2 separate regions of the Mus musculus genome follow, and region 1 is linked to region 2. The links are chromatin contacts, found by Hi-C or POLR2A ChIA-PET in ENCODE. All regions are on one chromosome and are shown on one strand. Each heading gives the region's core, a stretch centred on a gene start or an enhancer-like site at or near the end of the contact. The rest is flanking DNA. Distances are from core to core; before and after follow the strand shown.

Evidence for each region. A loop is a pair of places that touch in the nucleus more often than their neighbours do. ChIA-PET counts read pairs that join two places held with the same protein, here RNA polymerase II (POLR2A).
Region 1: POLR2A ChIA-PET joins it to region 2 with 14 read pairs in Patski. The contact joins the enhancer-like site here to the promoter of Foxj1 in region 2. A Hi-C loop is called at or near these places in 2 of 37 maps with a recorded cell type or tissue (both gastrocnemius). POLR2A ChIA-PET finds 5 or more read pairs at or near these places in 3 of 5 experiments (Patski and embryonic stem cell).

The regions. Positions count from the first base shown.
Region 1 is chr11:116,387,166-116,394,008 of GRCm38, reverse strand. The region is part of intron 2 of Rnf157 (ring finger protein 157); the gene reads left to right. Among named protein-coding and RNA genes, the nearest start is that of Rnf157, 22 kb to the left of the region's middle. Within about 2 kb of position 4,662, at least 3 of the 3 ENCODE cell types and tissues checked have a DNase peak (open chromatin) inside an H3K27ac peak, as active enhancers do; they include gastrocnemius, where a contact is called at or near this core.
Region 2 is chr11:116,332,175-116,339,458 of GRCm38, reverse strand. Foxj1 (forkhead box J1) reads left to right here and starts at 4,105. Exons shown (of 3, transcript NM_008240.3): 1 at 4,105-4,241; 2 at 4,751-5,417; 3 at 6,982-7,284. The coding sequence starts at 4,920. Rnf157 (ring finger protein 157) reads left to right here. Exons shown (of 19, transcript NM_027258.1): 19 at 629-3,114. The coding sequence ends at 753.

The sequences.
Region 1 (6,843 bases), core at 3,413-5,912, 54 kb before region 2:
GTGCAATGAGACTAGCCTCGTGAGATATAAGAGCTGAGTGGCCAGCGACCTATTGCCTAAGCATAGATATATCAGGGGAAGCTCCATGTTCTAGTCCTGCAAGCGCCTGGGCAATAACCACCTTGTCTCTCTTAGTTTGGGCCTTAAGCTTACAGACCAATCAAAGAAGCAACACTAATCCACAGCAAAGTGTATCTCCAAATAATATTAATCCCACCCAATTTTTTAAAGAAAGAAAATGCTGAGGAGATCCAATTGGGTAATCCTTTGGTCAGGGACAGGTCCAAGCGCGTGGAGTTGACCTGAATGATGGCAAGCCTCGAAGGGTCTGTTCAAATTCAGCCATCCAATTCTGTAACATATACTGAAAAAGACTTTTTGACAAATTAGCTGTCCTAGTAAATTTAACATACTGAATGGAAATAACACACAATCCCGGAAACTTTTGTTCACATCCCTGCTGAGTTATTTGTCATAATACATCTAGTTGTTTCTGGACAAGATCTATGAGTTGATTAACCAGCATGAGACCTCTCTGTATCTTGACATTAGCTGAGGCCTGTTCATCTATGACTGTAGTCACTGAGGCTGACAAAGTGTTAATGGTGTCAGTCATCTGGACCTGTCCAGACAGAACCAAGGCTGTCTGAATTAAGGCCAAACCCAGTTCCCAGTTAGTGGTAAAAAAGCAGGAGAATACTTGAGCATTATACATCACCGTCATTGGGAGTGGAAATGTCGACATTATCCCCCAACGCTGCTCTCTCTTTATTATTGACGCCCTGGACATCACCAAGACGAGGGACATTAGTATTCCCTTGGTCAGTCTGGATTTTTCGGGTGAGTCTTTCCGGTACCCAAAATGGGTTGTCTTCATTCTGTGGGAAAACACAGATAGCTCCCCTGGATCTTATCAAGATAGGATCCGGGCCATACCATTTATTATCAAGGACATTTTTCCATTTAACCATCTCATTGGGCCTATCTGGCTCTGAACAATGACGTTCAGCCGCAGTATGGCCATGAGCATCAATATTTAAAAAATTGAGTGTAAAGAGTGCCAAAGACACCGACACTCTTGGTGCTCGGGGTACAGTCTCCTCAAAAGTTCCCCTCTTCTGTTTTATAAGATAGGCTTTGAGGGTGCGATGCGCACGCTCAACAATACCCTGTCCTTGAGGGTTGTACGGAAGTCCAGTCAGGTGGGTTACGTCCATCTGACGGCAGAACTGCTGAAATTTTTGAGACGTGTAAGCTGGTCCATTATCAGTCTTAAGGAGTCTGGGTTTCCCCCAAGCACTCCATGCCTCAAGACAATGTTGAATCACATGTGAGGCTTTTTCTCCGGTTAACGGAGAAGCAAACATGATGCCAGAACATGTGTCAATAGACACATGGAGATATTGAAGTTTTCCAAAGGAAGAAACATGTGTAACATCCATTTGCCAGACCTGTAGAGGTCGAATACCGCGTGGGTTAATTCCCACATGAGGAACTGGCAAGAACTCACAGCAGCTTTGACATTGAGTAACAATGTCACGGGCTTCTTTTCTTGTCAAGGAGAAACGACTGCGTAATGTTTCAGCCGTCACATGAAAATTATTATGAAAATTTCTTGCAGCCTCTACCGGGGATGATAGGGCAGCAGCCACCACTTTAGTGGCCTTATCTGCCAAATCATTTCCCAGAGCCATGGGGCCAGGTAGGCCTGAATGGGCTCTAACATGAGTAATATAAACAGGAGATCTTCTAGATAACAAAACTAATTGTATCTGCTGAAAAATATTGGCAACTCTACTGGAAGGCTTAATCACTCCAGCCACTTCTAAAAGATTTACTGCATTTACCACATAACAGGAATCTGACACAATATTAAGGGGTTCTAAAAAGGTTTTTAAAACTTCTAAGACCACTAAACATTCTACCACTTGAGGTGAATTTTCATTATATTGTTTGGATACCACTTTACCATTAGCCACATAGGCACCTATGCCAGTTTTTGATCCATCAGTATATACCACAATCCCATTTTTAAGTGGGTTTCTTACTGTTATTTGTGGAAACACAACAGATTGATTTTGGGCAAACTGTAAGATTGGATGTTTTGGATAATGGTTATCTATTTTTCCTGAAAAGGAGGTAACTAAAACTGCCCAATCATTAGATGCGGCTGCCAAGGTTTGAACCTGTGCAGCGGTATAAGGTACAATTAAAAGATATGGACTTTGCCCAAAGTGGGTGATTGCTGCTTTTAGGCCTTTAAGGGCAAGCTGTGCAATTGCATCAGGATACCAATCTATTATTTTAGCTGGGGATACGTTTGGATGGATCCACAACAATGGCCCATTCTGCCACAAAACTGCAGTTGGCAATTGTGCTGTCTTAAAGACACACAAACTGAAAGGCTGCGAATCCTCAATACGTTGTAATTGTGCATTCTGTAAGGCCTTTTCTACCTTTTGTAAGGCCTGGTTAGCAGCTAGAGTAAGAGTCCTAGGGGAGGAGATATGAGGATCTCCTTCTAAAATACTAAACAAAGGCCTTAACTCAGCGGAAGGAATCTTTAAAAAAGGTCTGAGCCAATTAATATCTCCCAACAGCTTTTGAAAATCATTTAAGGTATGGAGGTGATCTCTTCTTATCTCTACCTTTTGGGGCACAATCTTATCTGGGGACACCACAGAGCCCAAGAATTGTCCTGTATCAGAAATTTGGACCTTTTCTGTGGCTATCTGTAGACCCCACTGACTTAAAGTTTTAAGTAGAAAAGGATATGCCTTTTGTAGCATGGTAAGGTCTTTATGGCACAGGAGGATGTCATCCATGTAAAGGAGCAAAATTAAAGAGGGGAATTGTTTCCTCACTGGCAAAAGAGCTTCTTGTACATAAAGTTGGCACATTGTAGGACTATTGGACATTCCCTGTGGTAAGACCTTCCATTGATACCTCTTATCAGGTTCAGCAGAATAAGCTCTCTGACCCGTTAACAAGTCAAAAGTCCAATCTCTCTGCTCTGGAGTTAAAGCAGCAGCGTTTGCTCGGTCCTGCGCCTGTGCAGCCTCTCGCCACAGAGATCTCCATTCCAAATATTTGCCCATATTAGGGAGAGCGGCTTTTGCAATCATTTGCCAATCAGCAGGCGTTAGTGCCATGCCAGCGAGCCTGTCTAACTGCGCCAAGGTAAAATTAGCATTGGTTCCGTATTTACGAACCGACTCGGCAATTTCCTTAATCTGTACGTATTCTACCGGAGCGTGGACACGCCCACCCTCGGCTCCTTCAAAGACTGGAAATGCCTGTTCTATTTTCCTTTGTTCCTCTCGGGGAATGAATGAGTCTGCGCACTGCCTCTCTGCGCATTGCTGACGCACTACGGGCTGACGCACTACGCAGGGCGGGGACTCCGCATAGGGCGGGAGTGCACCTGGTAGCCGATTGCCCTGAGGCCAATTAGCAAACTGGCCTTCGCCAGCCGCTTTTGGCTTTTTCCTTAAATGACTAGTTAGCACTTTACTTGGCGGCTGGTATCCTTTTCTTTCATAATGAGCCGCTTTTTTCTCCCAGTCTGTTTCTTCAGAGCACAGGCTCCTTCTCCTAGAGACCTCCGCTAATTGATCTTTTTTCTTCTCCCTTTTTCCTCTTTTTCTTCTAATCTCTCTCCAGGTATTCCTACCTGACCTTAACTTTTCCTCGGGTTCAAGACCCTTGGAAAGGCCTGTATACTTACCGTTTCTCCTTGCTCCTACTCTCTCTCCCCGCTTTACTTCTGATAGACTGTCCTGAATTTCCTCTAGAATTTTCAGCCCTATCTTAAGCACTATATAACATGTGAAAAGGAACAGAAGGGCTTCTAACACTAGAAAAAATTTAAGGCCAAACATAACTTGTAAAGCCATTTTCCACTTTACTTCTGATAGACTGTCTTGAATTTCCTTAGAAAGTTCAAGATCAGACTTACCTCGTTCCCCAGCTGAAAAGTTCTGAATTCATACAGTTGAATCCTTCTTAACAGTCTGCTTTACGGGAACCTTTATCACCGTCGTTCCCCAGCTGATGAGTTCTGAATTCGGCAGTTGAATCCTTCTCAACAGTCTGTGTTACGGGAACCTTTATAAACGTGATTCGCAGTTCTGGTTCTGGAATGAAGTATCCCTCCTGCGCCAGTCCGGAGTTTTTTCTCGTCCCGGATTTTCTCGTCCCGGAATTCGGCACCAATTGTTATTAGACGCGTTCTCACGACCGGCCAGGAAGAACACCACAGACCAGAATCTTCTGCGGCAAAGCTTTATTCTTACATCTTCAGGAAAAGAGAGCAAGAAGCAAGAGAGAGAAAAGCAAGAGAAAGAGAAAAGCAAGCAAGAGAGCGAAAAAGCAAGAGAGAGAGAAAACGAAACCCCTTTCCTCTTTAAAGAGAACAACAATTGCCTAGGGCGCATCACTCCCTGATTGGCTGCAGCCCATGGCCGAGCTGACGTTCACGGGAAAAACAGAGTACAAGTAGTCGTAAATACCCTTGGCTCATGCGCAGATTATTTGTTTACCAACTTAGAACACAGGATGTCAGCGCCATCTTGTGACGGCGAATGTGGGGGCGGCTTCCCACACCCTCCTTAGGCTAGGGACGGCTTTAGAGATTTGGGGCTGCTGAGTGACTCAGAGAAATTGTGTTCAGGAAGGTTGCCAATGCTGGCTCTCATCCTGTCCCAGGTGACCCCTCTCCTACCATAGTACTTTGTATACTAATTTTCTAAGTAAAGGTGCAGAGGCATGTCTCTCAGCACAGTGCTGAGATGAGTTCTGTGAATTCATGGGGAGTGTGGGCCAAATAGCAAGTTCTAGGCCAGTCTGTGCGTGCGTGTATTTAGATGGCCTCTTCTGCCTGTAACGATGACTTGAAGACAAGCAAAAGCGTCTTGTATATAGGTGTACTTATGATGGCACACTTTCCCCCAGGTGAGTCACCTCGGTTACATCTCCGTGCAGGACCCTGCGTGACTGAGCTCCTCCTGAATTCCTAGGTAGCAGCCTTGACCTTAACTCTGAGGCTCCCCACCCCCACCCCGGAGGAGTATTCACATTGGTGTTCTTGTTGGTATGTTGGTTTCTGTAGTACCCATCGTGTGTGTTTAATGCTGAACAGAGATTTATTTAATGTATGAGTACACTGTAGCTGTCCTCATACACACCAGAAGAGGGCATCAGATCCCACTACAGATGGTTGTGAGCCACCATGAGGTTGCTGGGAATTGAACTCAGGACCTTTGGAAGAGCCAGTGCTCTTAACCTCTGAGCCATCTCTCCAGCCCCTAGAGATTTTTTTTCTAAATCATATTAAGTCAGCTATGGGGTTCATGCCTATAATGTGGTACTTCAGAAGCTGAGGTGGGAGGGGGTCAAGTCTGAGGCCAGTTTGGGTTATGTGGAGACACTTTCAAAAGCCAAAATAGGCCGGGCGGTGGTGGCGCACGTCTTTAATCACAGCACTTGGGAGGCAGAGGCAGGCGGATTTCTGAGTTTGAGACCAGCCTGATCTACAGAGTGAGTTCCAGGACAGCCAGGGCTACACAGAGAAACAAACCCTGTCTCGAAAAACCAAAAAAAAAAAAAAAAAAAAAAAAAAAAAAAAAAAAGCCAAAATAGTCCAGCAGTGATGTCTCATTTCTATATAACTCTAGCACTCTGGCCCAGTGATGGTGGCACTTTTAATCCTGGCACTCAGGAGGCAGAGGCAGGAGGATGTCTGTGACTTAAATTCTAGTCTGGTTTACCGAGTTCCAGGACAGCCAAGGCTACACAAAGAAACCCTCTCTTGAAAAGCAAATGAGCAAACAACCCTAGCACTTGGGATATTGAGGCAGGAGAATCATTGTGAGGCCAGTCCGGTCTATAACACGAGACACTGTCTCTAAAATAGAAAGCAGTGTACAGGATGAATGTAGCGTGCATCTCCCTCTCTCTACTCACATGTATTGAGCCCTTCCTAGCTCAGTTGTCTTAGGCAGTGTATGTGTGTTATCTCATCTTGTCTTCAGCCTAATGAGAACGGCGCTCATTCAGCAGGCGCACAGAGCCACAGAGTTGAATATTACCAAGCCTGCCAGGGAGCCAGTCAGCTTCTGACCTCACCGTGCTTCAGAGCCTCAGCACTCTGCTGTTGGGTCATGGTCAGGCACACCCAGTCTGTCCCACATTCTGCCCAGGAACCCTTGTGTGGATCACCAGGAGCACTTTGTAGGTTTGGTTGAGATCTAAAAGGGCTCAAGGATTGCTGTGCCCTCCTGGAGCATTCCCTCAGAGAGTAAGCATGTGGTGTGTAATTCCATCTGCTGAGCTGACCTCTGGCTTTGCCAGGGTGCTCTTTAGGTTTGATTGGGGGACATCCTGAAACTGAGAGTAGACACGGGGCTTTAGTTCTGTAGAACTGACTCGACTCTCAAGTGACAGCGCTGGGTGTCTGCTCGTGAGCATCAAGTTACAGAGCAGAGAAGACAGCCTTTTAAAGCCATCCAGCAGCAGGGGGCAAGAGCCACTCCTCTTTCCAGAGGGGGGAGGGGGAGGATGACAGAATGAGAACCGCATTGAAATTAATTGTCACATTGAGATATAAATGCCACAGACTTCCTGGCTCCCCGGGTCTGTAGGATTTAACAGGTATTTCCTGCCATCTTTTCCCAGTGGGCTGCAGAGAAGCCTTCCAGGCTAGGGATCGGCCCCCGCCCCCCCCCCCCCCCCCCGCCCTGCACACTGCCTCAAGGCAGACTGTTAGTCAGCTCTCAGGGTTGGATTTGCATGAATGAGTGTGTGGATGTCCAGAAAGGTGGCGGAAGAGAGTGGGAATCAGGG
Region 2 (7,284 bases), core at 2,856-5,355:
TAGGTTGCATCAGAGCATGAAACAGAAGCGTCAGGGTTGAGTCTCCACTTGGAGCCACAGATGCAGCCAGAGGCTGGGAGAAGCCAGGGTGATAAACAGCATCTTGGACTGAAAGGTGCTCAGGCGAGGAAGTGGTACAGGTGAAGGTGTGGGCATACACCGTCTCCCACCCAAGGCTTCCCTTCCCTGGCCCCTGCTATGCTGCAGCCCCACCCCCGCCCCTACCCCCCTGCAGACACAGGCTATAGGTCAGGGTGTGCTCTCTGTACACCCACCTTCCATGCAGGAAGCAGCCCAGTTCAGCCTCCTAACTAACACTCCCAAGGCCAGAACCAAGTATGTAACATGCAAGCTGGATGCTAGGTAAGTTCACGAATGAAGAACACCTACAGTCTCCCCATCTGTCCATGGGTTACAGGCAGCGACTACCTAGCTAGGGAGGGGCAGCCGTGGCACCTGCCAGCACCTGCTCCTCACTCTTCCTCTCAGGAGTGGCTCATGCAGCCAGATGTCTCACGTCACACACATCCTGCTAGATTCTGTGTTGACTCCTGTGCTGCTGTACTGGGACACCATGTATGCTTGGCCTAAGGAATGGCTCCCAGAACCTCTGTTGTTCCTTCTCCAGGTACCTGGCAGCATGAGGATAACACTGTCAACTGTCGCCATACCCAGCGCCGGCGCTTATCCTCCAGCAGCCTGGAGGACCCTGAGGAGAACAGGCCTTGTGTATGGGATCCTATGGCTGTCTGAGGGCATCTGCACCTCCACCTGGGCGTCCCCTCCTGTCCTTGCCTTCCATCTGCCCTCACTGGACCACGAGCCTTCTGGTCATCTTCAACAAGACTCGTGGACTTCCTACTCACATGAAGGGAGGACGATGCGCAACCCTCCACCCACCTGCCTCATCGCCTGTAACCGCGATTCTTACCCTCTCAGAAAGAACCAGAAGCCTTCCCTCTGTGGGCTAATACGTGCCAGCCAAACCTGTGGGCCAGCTGAGCTGAGGGTCAGGGCTGGTTGTTTCTGTAGGCTTTCTCTTCTGAGTGGAGACCAAGAAGACTGAAGAGTTTGGCAGCCTTGTTAGACGCCCATGGACAGGTTTTGGTCTCTGGCACTCATAAACAATTAGAAACCTAACTTGAACTGGTTGGGAACTTGCTCCATGAGGAAGGCCATCCACTCCGGCCTCCCAGAACACCAGGAGCTCCTTGCCCACGCCTAAGGGAGAGGGTAGCCACCGAACTATTGGTTGGAAGCCAGATCTAACAGAGTTGGTCTCCTGCACCTCCGGTGTCCACAGTTAGGAAGATACCCCTTGCAAGGCCTGTCCTCCTCCAGTGCAGTCAGGAAGGCCTACTGGGCCACTTCCCTGCAGTGCTTGGGCAGGCTCTTCCCATATCGTCACTACAGCCACTGAGGGGGTCTTGAACCCAGCTAACCACTTCTCTGCCCTCTTTGTAATAGCTGAAGAACTAGGCTAAGAGCTGAGGCCCAGTGGTTCTCAAACTGGTGCACAGGAACACCAAAGGAATGGTGGAGGCTCTGGGGCCAGAGGATTAGGAGACCTCCCTACCCTAGTGCATTCCTCCCCTGCCTTTCAGATGGGATAGATGAGAGGTGGGCTCACCAGTGCTGAGAGATGCTGTCAGGTTAGCACTCAAAGCCATAGCAGCAAGCTGGCAGGAAATTGTTGGGTTCAGTGGGTTTTAACATGGCTCTAAAGTAGATGCCTATCTAGTGGCTTTTGGAACAGAAAGTCGTTCAGCGGAACATGAGATGGTTTGGGGATCAAGATTAGTGACAGTCACTTATGAGGGTGCGATACGAGGAGCTTTAGACTTGCAAGTGTGTTCTTTGAAAGGCTTTCCCCAAAATGCCAGTGCCCAGGATCCTGAGGGGAGGTCGGGGGTGGAGAGTCCGGCTGCAAACTTGCCATGTGGCTGGGAATGACCTTGAACTTCGGGTTTTCCTGCCGGTACTGCCCAAGAGTTAGGATCACAGGCCTGCACCACCGCACAGCTCTCCTTTCCATGGTAATCCCACTGTTAGGGGCTCTGCTGCGCTGCGGGACGTGGGACAGGCTGAGCTTCAGATCCCATGTTGCCCCTTCTGAACACCCTGCTTCCCGTCTTTTACTTCCTCAGCATCCCGAGGGCCCCTCCCTCCCACACTTAAGGTTTACACCAGTGTAGGCTGAGCAATATCCACACCTCCTCAAAAACCAGAACAGAAACAACAGGGAAGTTCCCTGAGCCTGGGACGGCTGCACGGCTGCACGTAGCCCTTCTCCCCTGGCAGGCAGTAGGTAAGCGGTGTTCACAGTGTGGTGTGACCTGGGAGGAGGGGAAGAAGCTGAGATGAAGGAGATTCGGGTAAACAGTAGCCACAGTGGCCAGGAACCCTCGAAAAAGCCATTATAATCAGCCCTTCCGTCTCCCTTCACAAGTGCTCAGCCTGAATTCCATAATCCAGGCACCCAGGTTAGCATACCCTTTGCTCTGCCTTGCTCATTCCGCCCCTCACTCTGCCCTTTTACTTCTTGGCAAGCAGAAATAGCCCATTCACAGGGTGGCCCACTGTCAGCTGCCACACAACCCAGTCCATTTGGGAACCATCCCTTTCTTGGGGCTCAAATGTACAGAGTCAGGCATGTTCTCCTGGTGCCGTTGGCTCCTCATCACACAGTATCTGCACCTTTCCATGCTTGGTACTGCCCAGATCTTGGCCTCCTCAAAGAGCCTTTTTGCTTTACCTAATTTCATCCCACCAGAGTGTCTATCCCCTGTGACATCTGCCAGGCACAGACTCAAACCCTAAGCCATCCATCCCACTGGGGAACTAGTCCTGTCCATCTGGTGTTGGCGTGCTGGCTGCACACTTTGTTTTAGGGCCTGAACACCTGTGTGTATGTGTGTGTGTATGTGTGTGTGTGCGTGCGTGTGCTCTGTATGTGCCATCTGTGTACCCCTCACATTCATGGAGTACACTTATAGGCACATTACAGTGGGGACATCAAGATGCAATATTTATGGATTGCTGCATGATTCTTAAAAGTGAATAAAACTGTTTACAGGGGCAAGGGAGCCATTAATTACAACGTGAATTCGTTTGTGAACGTATTCGTTTCAGTCAGTGGCTCAGGCTCTTTTTAGTATTTCTGCAGACCTGGGTACAAGGCCAGCTCCATTCCTGACTGCCCTACCTGCTTCTGCATCTGCCTTAAACCCGATCACTTCCAATCCTGCAGCTCGTCAATTATTAAAGAACCCCAAAGCTGATGGCAATAGGGAAAGCTAGGGCCCAGAATCCCTTATGCTTAGTAGTTCCCATCACTTAACCAGTTCCTGGCTAAATCAGTAGAACAAATGACCTCTTTGAGAATCTTGCAGGCCCAGGGCTTTTCTGTTTTTTGCCGGCTGGCTCTGCTTCCTAGACTGTCTGAAAGGGCAGCACCTCCGCAGATGCCCCTGGAATGCCAGCTTCCGGGAACTTGAGCAGGGTGAGTGGGCGAGCTGCTTACCGGGAGACGCTGGGTTACCCTACCCGCCTCGGTGTGTCTGCGAGCTGTGTGGCCGTTTCTGCGGATTATAAGCGACAGGTGGCATCAGAGAGTCAAACTTGCCTGTGGGCACCAGAGAAGACACTCGGGGACCAGGGAAAGGCCCCAGAAACCAGACAAAGGCCACTGGCAGCCCGGTGAGGGCAAAGACTTCAAGGGCACGGTTCCCCGAGACTTGGTCTGCAGAATCCGGGGCTGGGTCCCCTCAGCGGTCAAACCCGACGCGTTGGGGGAGGGGTTCCCGGGGCCTCGAGCGGGAGCCGAGCACCCGCCGTGAGACCCAGCGCGGGGCCCTCGGGCGGGAATGCACAGAGTCGGATCTCGGTGGCGGGTAGGGGGCTGGGTGGCGCGGGAGAGGGCGGCAGAACCAGAGAGTTCCAGAGAGTTGCCGCCAGAGGAGCTGCAAGGGCCCGCGGTCTCCTTGGAGACGTACTGGCCAATGACAGCAGCGGAAGCTGTTTATGGGGGCGGGGCGTCGCCATGGCAGCAGAAGAAGCCTTCCGAGCGTCTACTTAATGCCGGTCCCCGGGCCGTCGGCGCTCAGAGAAGCGCCGTCGGGCGAGGGGGGGGGGCGCGAAGAGGGGCGCCAGCACAGCCCTCGAGCTGGGGACAGAGAACCGCGGGAGGTGGGAGGAACTTCTTCCAGAACCTTCCTCTGGCTGGCTGCGCTCTGAGCCAGGTAAGGGACTGGGAGGGCTGTGGACCACGGGATGGGAGGGCGTCGGGACCTGCTGGCTATCCAGTCCATCGGTCGCCCACAGAAGTAGTGGGGCCACGAAAATGAAATCTGAGGAGTTCGGGAGATCGCTTCCTGCTCCTCCATAACTCGGTCCTGTGACCTTCCTTTCCCGAGACCCTTCATCCTAACACCTCTTTTCAAGGATCAGATGACCTACTTTGCCCCAGCCGCGTCGTACTGACCCCCCTGGACTATTGGGATGTGATCTTAGTTTCCCACTCTTTGGGGAAAAGAGTTAGTTTGGGCCTTCCTACCCTCTTCCCTCATTGTGGCCAACAAACCCTTCAAGGGCAGATGGAGAGAGGTGGAGACGCAGGATCAGACCAGGGTCCTGTGTTTCCCTGACCTCGCCACAGGCTGCGGGGATGAATGTGAGGGGCTCCCCCCCTAAGGCGCCTCTTTCCTCTCGGGGTAGGGGAAGAGTGTTCAGTTCCGTGGTGCTCCCGCAGGCCTCACATTCGTGTTCGGAGGAGGCGACCCCCTGGGTCGCAGAATGGAAGTGAGTGTTCTGGAGACTGTGTAACTGGAGTCTGGGTTACCAGCGGGCCAGAGAGCGCGGCGGGCCACTCCGGCTCAGCCTGTGGATGTTGACCGCCCCTTCGGAGAGTCCCCGCAGACATGGCGGAGAGCTGGCTGCGCCTCTGCGGAGCGGGTCCCGGAGAGGAAGCCGGGCCGGAGGGCGGCATGGAGGAGCCGGACGCCCTGGATGACAGCCTGACCAGCCTGCAATGGCTGCAGGAATTCTCCATTCTCAACGCCAAGGCTCCCACTCTTCCCCCAGGAGGCACAGACCCCCACGGCTACCACCAAGTGCCGGGCTTGGTGGCGCCCGGGTCACCGCTGGCGGCAGACCCTGCCTGCCTTGGGCAGCCGCACACACCCGGCAAGCCCACATCGTCGTGCACATCTCGAAGCGCGCCCCCGGGGCTGCAGGCCCCGCCCCCTGACGACGTGGACTATGCCACCAACCCACACGTGAAGCCACCCTACTCCTATGCCACTCTCATCTGCATGGCCATGCAAGCCAGCAAGGCCACCAAGATCACTCTGTCGGCCATCTACAAGTGGATCACGGACAACTTCTGCTACTTCCGCCATGCAGACCCCACCTGGCAGGTAGGGGGAGGAGAGGTGCGGGTGGTGGCCACTCCCTCCTCACGACCTCCTTCTGGCACTTAGCCAGGCTCGCATACCAGATCTGCAAGGCCAAGGAGACACCTGGCTGTGAGGTCAGGCCTCATGAGAGGCCTGACCACTCTGCCAGGTTCTGAAACTGCTCCCTTGTCTGGAGCCAAGGCCCTGGAGGTACAGACGAAGTTGTAGAAGAGGGACCAATAGGGCCCGGTGTAGCCTCATGTGGGATGTAACACTAAGGCACATTCTTGTCCCGTGTCCGAAAATTCCTAGACAATGATCTGCCCGAGGAATTAGTCAGAACTGGACTCTGAAATGGAACCTAGGTGACCTCCCTGCCAACTTCTGCACCCTGCGTCTAGAGAGTAGGGCAGAGATGAGCCCCTCTGGGTACAAAGATCAGTTGTCCAGGTGGAGGGGTCAGGAAGTCATCCTGAAGCCACTGACCAGCCTCCCACCTCAGCTCCTCCCCAGTTTCCTGCCCCCACCCCCACCCTCTCAGCCAGCCTCCCTAGGGGGGCAATTACCTGAGCCAGGTGCTTTCCACAGGGGCACTTCTGCTGCAGTGGCTTCGGGTTCTAAATCTCCAGAACCTGGCACAGAGCAGCCAATGGGCCAGGCTGCCGTGTAAACATCTCAGCCCTGCTGGCCAAAGGGTGCCCACTCACTGCCCACCTGCCTTGCTAGCATAGCCTGGGCCCCTGGACACCAGTGTGGTGTGAGCAGAACTAAGCTGCTGCGTGTGGAGAGGGCAAGATAAGGCTCAGTAGACAGAGACAGCACTGTGAACATCCTCCAGTATCAAGATCCATGTTCTAGAGACGAGGCCTGAGGTTGCCCACTCTTCCCTAAGGCAGCCAAGGAGCAAGAGGGCACGATCATAGTCCTAACCCATTCCAAATGGCTCTAACCCTGGGTCAAAAGATTCCCCAATCTTCTCCTTATTCAATGCCTTTGCCAACTCAGGTCCCAGAAAAGAGCCTTATGCGCTTGGCTGGGTAATAATCAACTGAGGTGGTTTGGGTGGGAAGAGGAGATTGTAGGGGGTGAAGGTCTAGGCCAGCAGCTGGCTCAACAAACAAGGAGTCACTAAATCTCCCAACACACACACACACACACACACAAACACACAGTCCTTGGTCACCCAGCCCCCTCCCTTAACCCACCCACTTCACAAACAGAGGGAGATGGCAGTCCAGGCCGTGGGGGAGCTGAGGGCTTTGGCCAGGACCTGCAAGCAACAGGGTAAGGGAGGGAGGGAGGATGACAGAGGGTGGCACTGAGAGCCACCCTGTGGCTCAGAGCTCGGATGACTGAGCAGGCAGATATCCCAGCAACAGAGAACAAAAGCCCCCCCCCCCCCCCATGCACTCCGGGCTCCTCATACCCTGTGGCTGGTGTCCCAGAGTCCCCGAGCTACAGCTGCCTGGTCAGGGCATCGGATCCGCCCCTCCCCCATCTGGGAGGATGCAGGAGCACCGGGTGCCACTTCACTGCCGGTCCCCTGACCCCTATGCCTTTTCTCTTGTTCTCTCTCTGTATCCAGAATTCCATCCGCCACAACCTGTCCTTGAACAAGTGCTTCATCAAAGTGCCTCGGGAGAAGGATGAGCCCGGCAAGGGGGGTTTCTGGCGCATCGACCCCCAGTACGCAGAGCGCCTGCTCAGTGGGGCCTTCAAGAAGCGGAGGCTGCCCCCAGTCCACATCCACCCTGCCTTTGCCCGCCAGGCCTCCCAGGAACCTAGCGCTGCCCCCTGGGGTGGGCCTCTGACCGTGAACAGGGAGGCCCAGCAGCTGCTTCAGGAGTTTGAGGAGGCCACAGGGGAGGGGGGCTGGGGCACAGGAGAG